Regions from separate parts of the Homo sapiens genome. Here all the other regions are linked to region 1. The links are chromatin loops, found by intact Hi-C in ENCODE. Cell type or tissue: PC-9. All regions are shown on one strand.

Region 1 (2,500 bases):
GGGTATTCTGAGCCTCTCTTGTTCAGTAGTATTTTCTTGAAGTCAGTATTAATATGTGAATTGAGTGAATTGTCTGGAAATGAATTACTGAAAGTTATTTATATCTTGATTGTGATTCATACATTTCCCTTTTCTTTATGGCTTTCCTCTGTACTTAGCTGCAGTGCATCTGCATCCTATCCAAGAACTTTTGTACAAGTTGAACTCACCCAAAGAAGACATTTGGAGAGTACTTGGGTTTGGCCCCTGCTTTTCATCTGGCTAAACACTATTAGATAAATCTAGAATATATAGTCTATGTAGAATATTATGTTTACATTTTTAGAAACTTTGGATTTTTAGTGTTTTTCTGAAACTTACTGAACTATGTGATGAACAGCTTCAGTGTGAAATTATACGTACTTGGTCTGAGTATAGGTAGAAGTTATGTTCAATATAAAGGGGCCCAGGACTGTTGTTAAAAGGAATAAGGACTACATTATTTAACTAGTAGTGTGGGGAGGTGGAATGAGTTAGGAAACAAAAGCTAAGATGGATTTAGCAAAGGCCAGAGCAAGAAAAGAAAGTTTAGGCTGGGCGTGGTGGCACATGCCTATAATCCTAGCGCTTTGGGAGGCCTTGGTGGGCGGAATGCCTGAGCTCAGGAGTTTGAGACCAGCTTGGGCAACGTGGTGAAACCCCATCTCTACTAAAAATACAAAAAATTAGTGGATATGATGACGTGCACCTGTAGTCCCAGCTACTCAGGAGGCTGAGGCAGGAGAATTGCTCGAACCAAGATGGCGCCACTGCACTCCAGCCTGGGCAACAGACTGAGACTCTGTTTCCCCCCCACGGCCCCCTCCCCCACAAAAAAGTTTAGAATCGTCGCAGGAGGTGACTCAGGGGAATTTCATTTAAGGGCCTCTCAAATTGCTTGGGTGTTGTTGGCTTACTGGAATGCCTTGAGTTTGAATTAGAGGGAAGGACCTTAAGGAACTAGACAGAATTTTGCTTCTCTATTAGAGGACCCTGGCTTAGGTTTTAAACGGAAGTTAAGTGCAATTAGAAAGAGGCACTATGTACCTAACACGTAGTGGATCCTTCATATGAAACCATTAATTGTCAGGGGACTTTGAGGCTCATATAATTTGGCCCATAATTATGGCTACATAAGTAAAAGCTGTGAACACTCTTAGGGTTTTTTTTAAATTGTTTTTTCAGTAAAGGTGAAAGTATAGCAGTGTTGGGAGGGGGTGTTCCTTGTGCCTATTTGTACACAATGTCTTAGATTAGATTAAGAGCCTTAGGCCAATGATTGCTTAAAGATAAAAAGCAGGCATGATTCTGGAGGGATATTGGATAATCAAATATGACCAGGAAATAGAAGGTCCTATTTTGCTGTATTTTGGGTTCATCCAGATGGGATCAGACCAGAGGAATTTGGCAAGCATTGAGACTCGCCACTTAGAACCACACTGAAATAGTTGTGGTGGCAAAAGAATTTCTCCGGGAGTCTTATTCCACTTGAGGCATAACAGCCAGAGATTCCTGGCCTTTGAGGGGAGAGTGCCAAAGTTGATGTATTTTAAAAACATCAACTGAGATCTATAAACCTACGAGAAATAGTTGAATTGGATGACACTGGGACTATGTGTTTCTGTACTTTTCTTACAGAAGACATACTATGAATACATGTGTCCTGGAATCTACTTTTAAAAATTAGTTCTATGCTCATATCCTCACATTGAGATTTAATGTATTTCAGTTTAATAAATGAGAACATATAAAATAATTTACCTGTAAGGACCTGTCTATGGGAACTTCTATATTCTGCTTGAAATTCTGACACATTAACCTGGCCATTTCCAAAAACTTTCTGGCAAGAGCTCTTCATGGACCTAATAATTGCTTTACTGTTTAATCATTCCCTGAGCCTTTTTATACTCTAGTAAACTGCATCTGTCACTAGATTTCATCACCATCTGTATTATTTATCCCTTGTAATCTGATATCTATCTCTATAATGCCCAATTGTATCCCCTTCAAGTGCCCACTTCATTGGCTTATATACATTAGGTTTTCAATAAATATTTTTATATAATGGTAAATGAAGAAGTTGTTCTTTATATTTTAAACAACTCTTACGGAAGGAGATTACAACACAGCTGGAAGGAATTATTGTGAGAGTGAAACATGGAACCAAAAAAGATAAAGCAAGGGAAATTAAAAAAAAAAAAAGAGCTTTATTGAGTTATAACTGACATCCAATAAACAGCACATATTTAGTCCAATTTGATGTTTTAACATATTTACATACCCATTAGATCATCACCACACTCAAGATAATTAACATGTCTTTTATCCTTAAATGTTTCTACATGACCTTTGCAATCCATGTCTCTTACCCTTCCTTACCTTACCCTCATAAGCAAAACACTGATCTGTTTTTGTCACAATAGATTATATTACATTTTCTAGAGTTCCTTATTAATGGATCATACAGTATAAACTCATTTTG
Region 2 (2,500 bases), 320 kb after region 1:
CTTCAGTACTTATAAGCTACCTACCTTTGAGGATTATTGTGAAGATTAACGTCCATTGGTTGTTGTTGTTCTCATCAGCATTATTACTGTAGGAACCCTGGAAGTCTCCCCTACCCACCCAAGTCCTATTGCACTTTCTATCATGACAGACCATTTCTCTTTTTTGAGAGTCTTATATTACAATGCAGACACACCTGAGAGGGCTAATGCGTGAAGGTTTACCAGCCCTCACTTTAGGGGTAGAGATAATTAGCTGACAGCTTATTTACTAAGAGCAAAATAGAAACCTGGGGAGAGGGACATAAAAGAAGGAGGAGAGAGTTTACAAGGAGAAGCCCATGGGCCCCAATGGCCAATTTTCCTTCCACGCTTTATTTAGAGTACATAGGCCTCTGTGTTTCTACTTGTCATTGGAGAGAAACCTCCACACACCAGCATAGGGATGAAGTGAAGAACAGTGAGGAAGATGCCTGCCCATCATTCTAGGAGCCCTCAGCTGAAAAGCACCGTATTGGGCCCTAGAGAAGGGAACAGAGTGAGATTACAGAAAATGCCCCAGATCTGCTGAGTCCCACTGAAAATTCAGAGCTTGCCTCTAAAAAATAAACTGAGGTAGAAACAGGTAGCAGTATTTTAATAAGTGCACATTTACAGAGTGTAAATTGAATCTGCCTGGCCCAGAGTGTGGTACTCAATAAATGTTTGTTGATGGATGGATTGAATGCCCTAGAGTGAGGAGCACGTAGTGGAATGTCACAGTGGAAAAAGCCCAAAGGCTTCCCTGTATTGTCTGTCTTCTGCCACCAGAATGTCAGCTCTATGAGATCAAGGACCTCTCTGTCTTATTCCCTGCTCTATCCCCTGCACCTACAACAGTGCCAAGCACAAAGAAAAGAGCCCAGTAAATATTTGTGGATTGAATAAGTGCATGGATGGGTGGGTGGATGGCACAAATAACGAAAATTGCTTCCAGATGGTAGTGGGATTGGGGATCCAGCATCGAGTACATATTGGATATACCTTAAATGTTCCTCCAAAGAATTGATGGATAGTTGGATCAATTAATCAAAACAGAGTCTCACGATGTTGCCCAGGCTGGTCTCAAACTCCTGGCCTCCAGCAGTCCTCCTGCCTCAACTTCCCAAAGTGCTGAGATTACAGGCCCGACACCTCCAAAGAATTTTAAAATATGGGTGACCACTTTCCTTGCAAGGATAGGTAAAGAGAGGAGAAAGTGTATTTGTTAGAGTGCAGTTAAAGCCAAGCTGGTCTGATATGAAGGAAATATTCAAGAAGAAACAATTTGGCTATTTGTGGGAGATGGGATTAACTGCCCACATACCACATACCTACCACAAGGAGCCCCAGGCTTTCTGAGCCACATATATCTACACTCATTCTTGCTCAGTTACATATTTCTTTGAACCCTCAGACTTCCAAAGCCAACTTTCACACATTGCACACAGGTTTGAGTGCGATCAGAATTTTTCACTAGGGCCCTGTTGTTTTATTAAGTACCTAGGCCTCCCTGCAGGGCACCATGTATTGAAGAAGATAGAATGATACTTGAAAACCACCTAAGTCAGACAATGATTAGAACTCCCCAGATTTATGGGATGGATGAACATCTGAACCAGCACAGCCTAAATTACCTGCTGGGGGGTTGTCTGCTTTGGAAGAGGATAGTTTATAGTTTGAATGGCAGAAGGGTCATGGGGCATTAATTCAGATCAAAAAAAGGGAGGAATCTATATGTATCCACAAAGATACATGGCAAGCATCACTTTTTTTCCTGAAATATATTGGGCTAGAAAGCTAATTTACACTTCCCCTCACTAGTATATAATACTATAGAATCTTCAGGTTAGAAAACTCAAAAGCAATGTGCATCTTCATATAGTATATACTACTAGCATATAATATTACAGAATCTTCAGGTTAGAAAACTCATAGTGAAAGCAATATACATCTTAATATAGTATATGCTAGTATATAATATTACAGAATCTTCAGGTTAGAAAACTCATAGTGAAAGCAATATGCATCTTCACATAATATGTACTAGTGTATAATACTAGCATATGACAGAATCTTCAGGTTAGAAAACTCATAGTAAAAGCAATATGCATCTTCACATAGTATATACTAGTATATAATATTATAGAATCTTCAGGTTAGAAAACCCATAGAAAAGCAATATGAATTTTCACTCCAGTCCTCTTACCATGATGTTTGCATTGAAGTGTTTGTGGTCATTGATTGCTTTGGGCCTCTAACCACCTTCTTGTTTGTCATTTTTTCTTTTGGAATTTGGGCCCCAGTCCAAACACATTGCATCAGGCATGGTTTCCTGGGTGAGGAGGAGAGCAGGACTATCACCTCCCTTGTTCCACATACTATATCTCCATTGATATAACCTGAGAACTTGCTAGATTTTTGAAAATTACATCTCACAGCTGACTAATATTGAACTATAGTTAACCAACATTCCATTTTCTGA
Region 3 (2,500 bases), 180 kb before region 1:
TTTAAATAGTTGCACAGTATTTTATGGATGTGTTAATATATTTCTTCTTTCATTCCTGATCTCAGTTTCTTCATCTGTAATGACAGAGCTGAACTAGATTAGCCGGTTGCAATCTTTCTCTTTAAACTATGAAATCCTTCCAAGAAATAAACAGTTTATAACTCTTGGCTTAGGCATTTCCCATAGAATGTAGTTTCAAAGCTGTACAGATTAGATAATTTCTGAGGCTTATTTCATTTTACCACCAAAAATTAGGGTTTTTCTTTTTTTTAGGATTTTTTTGAGTGACTTTTTCATGTGTTTAAAAAAAATCGGTAACAGACATAATCTTATGAATCAGAATTTTAAAGTGAAAGGGACTTTGAAAACCATCTAGTATATTTGCCTAACTTTTATACATAGGGAAACCAAATTTAAGTTTTTAAACTAACGTCATACAGCCAACTGAAATGAATGAGACTTGAGTGCACATCTCCTGACTTTCTATGCTGTTCTTTTCCCTACAGTACACATAAATATATATACATATATATTTATACAATGATGGGCAAACAAGATGACAATTTTATTGTACTCATGTCACATTTAAACCATCATGTAAATGTCAGGAAATATGCTTAATTTATAGTGTATTTATTTTCTTGTTCATGAAAAGAGATCAGTACTGCAGCCATTATTGAACTCCTAGAGTTAGAAAGGAAAGTGAGTGGGATTCTGGCGAGAAAGAAAGCATTTACTTGTCAAAGATTTGGAATTTACTGTGGTTACCAAAATTAAAATAAAACTAAAACTTGACTTGGCAGAAGATTAAAAACAAAGCAGCTCCAAAGTGTGTGCACATCATGGAGAAGATGCCATTATTCCTTCAGGCAGCCAAAGGGGAAGGGAATATTGTTTCTTTGCGTTGCTGGAGCTGATTTATTTAGTTATGATTTCAACATGCCTACAGGGCACACCCCAGAAAACATTACACAACAACATTAACCAGAACAAATGGTGCTTTCTTTTTCTGTATCTCCTCCTAAGGTTTTTTAACAGCAGTGAGGTTTTTTCTTTTTCTTTTTTTTTCCCCCATATTGTTAAAATGGCTCTGATTATGTTTGACTATTGGGTGTGGCAGGTTTTAGAATGTTAAGTGGTAGTACAGGTTCCTGAACAAGAAAGAGAATTAGAGTTGATGTGACTTGATTATTGGAATGTGTAGAATGTAAAGTTGTGAGACATACGACGGTCTACCGCAGGTTGCTCTTAGTAATGGACCTTCTTGTTAAAAGCCCTGTTATTATTGGGAATTTATTTTGGAAACTACTAAAGAAGAAATTTGACAGAAAAGTAAAACAAACCACCTTGTCTCATATTTCCTTTCTACACAGGCACTTTGAAGAGATATCTTAAATATTGTCAAGTCTCAATTATCCTGGCACACGTTAGCATTATCACCATTCTCACAAACTTGAATTAAATGCACATGGTATTGCAGCAGGTGCAGCACAGAGAAAATTGGCAAACAAGATCCTTATCCTTTTGGAGCTCAGTAAGGGTTGCTATCCTAGTAAGTAGTTCAACCAATCCCAAACTAATTTTTCCGGATACTCTCCAAACACCCTCCCTCCCTTCCTATATCCTCTGTCTTCATTAGTGGCCTCTCCATCCTCTCAGCTGGAAACCTCACATTCATCTTGAGTCTTTATGTTCCCTTGGTCTTCACAACCAATCTGTCAACAAGTCCTGTTTCTTCTATCACTAAAATTGCTTTTTGACTTTGTTTGTACTCTTCCCTCCATTCTCCTAGCCATTGCCCTGTTTAGGCCCTTTTCATCTTCCATTTCAGTTCTTGGAGAGCTGCTTATCTACTTTTAACCTTTCCATTTTCTAATCCATCCTCCATACTCTTGTCAAATCTCTTTCTTTAAAGACAGTTCTAATCATATCACTCTCTGGTTTAAAAACCTTTGATGGGTCCCCATTAACACATAAGGGATAAAGTCTAAACTCCTTAGCTTGTCATGCCAGGGTTTCAGAGTCTGGCTCTGATCTACTTATTCTCATCTCATTACCTGCCATAATTTCCCCCTTACCGTATTTCCCATTGCCAGACGCACACACACATGTACATTTACTCCATTCCCACAAGCTTCCTCATAATTCCCTGAGCTTGCTATGTAATTGTGCTTTTGATCATGCCTTTCCTTGCCCCATATACACAGAACACTCTTCCCTGACAAACTCTTGCTTGTATAGAGGAACTGAGGAAGCCAAGATTTTACAAAGAGTACTCTTGACAAAAGAAATAAACCACGTGCATAGACCAAGCAGTAGGGCCACCGTTAGAGCAGAGTTCAGACTAGTGGCTGCCGACTAGTTTCTCTTGGGCAAACCAGGAAGAAGGACTCAATCCCAGAAGGTACTGGCATTATAGCAGTGATTAAATTGGTTTGCAATAGTATTAAATGAATGCCTCCTTCCTATTTATACAGCCAAGAGTTAGCATTTACTTTTA

Evidence for each region. Peaks named below come from ENCODE experiments on the same cell type or tissue, not always from the same donor. Only the 100,000 strongest peaks of a DNase experiment are listed, where the experiment ranks them.
Region 2: a loop joins it to region 1, with 4 times the contacts of the local background. A loop is called at or near these places in 1 of 110 quality-filtered maps.
Region 3: it touches region 1 in a loop (11-fold over the local background); 3 of 110 quality-filtered maps call a loop at or near these places.

Annotation. Positions count from the first base shown.
Region 1 is chr14:68,145,598-68,148,097 of GRCh38, forward strand. All of the region lies in intron 7 of RAD51B (RAD51 paralog B), which reads left to right. The region is part of intron 2 of LOC105370546 (a long non-coding RNA gene); the gene reads right to left. Among named protein-coding and RNA genes, the nearest start is that of RAD51B, 330 kb to the left of the region's middle. In PC-9, no CTCF peak of the experiment used is centred here; DNase peaks (open chromatin) are centred at 934 and 1,404; H3K27ac peaks cover 2,349 bases.
Region 2 is chr14:68,461,508-68,464,007 of GRCh38, forward strand. The region is part of intron 9 of RAD51B (RAD51 paralog B); the gene reads left to right. Among named protein-coding and RNA genes, the nearest start is that of RAD51B-AS1, 220 kb to the right of the region's middle. RefSeq lists an enhancer at 2,125-2,419. In PC-9, a CTCF peak has its summit at 1,360; a DNase peak (open chromatin) is centred at 2,314; H3K27ac peaks cover 1,924 bases.
Region 3 is chr14:67,963,564-67,966,063 of GRCh38, forward strand. The region is part of intron 7 of RAD51B (RAD51 paralog B); the gene reads left to right. Among named protein-coding and RNA genes, the nearest start is that of RAD51B, 150 kb to the left of the region's middle. In PC-9, no CTCF peak of the experiment used is centred here; a DNase peak (open chromatin) is centred at 1,028; H3K4me3 peaks cover 1,076 bases; H3K27ac peaks cover 2,111 bases.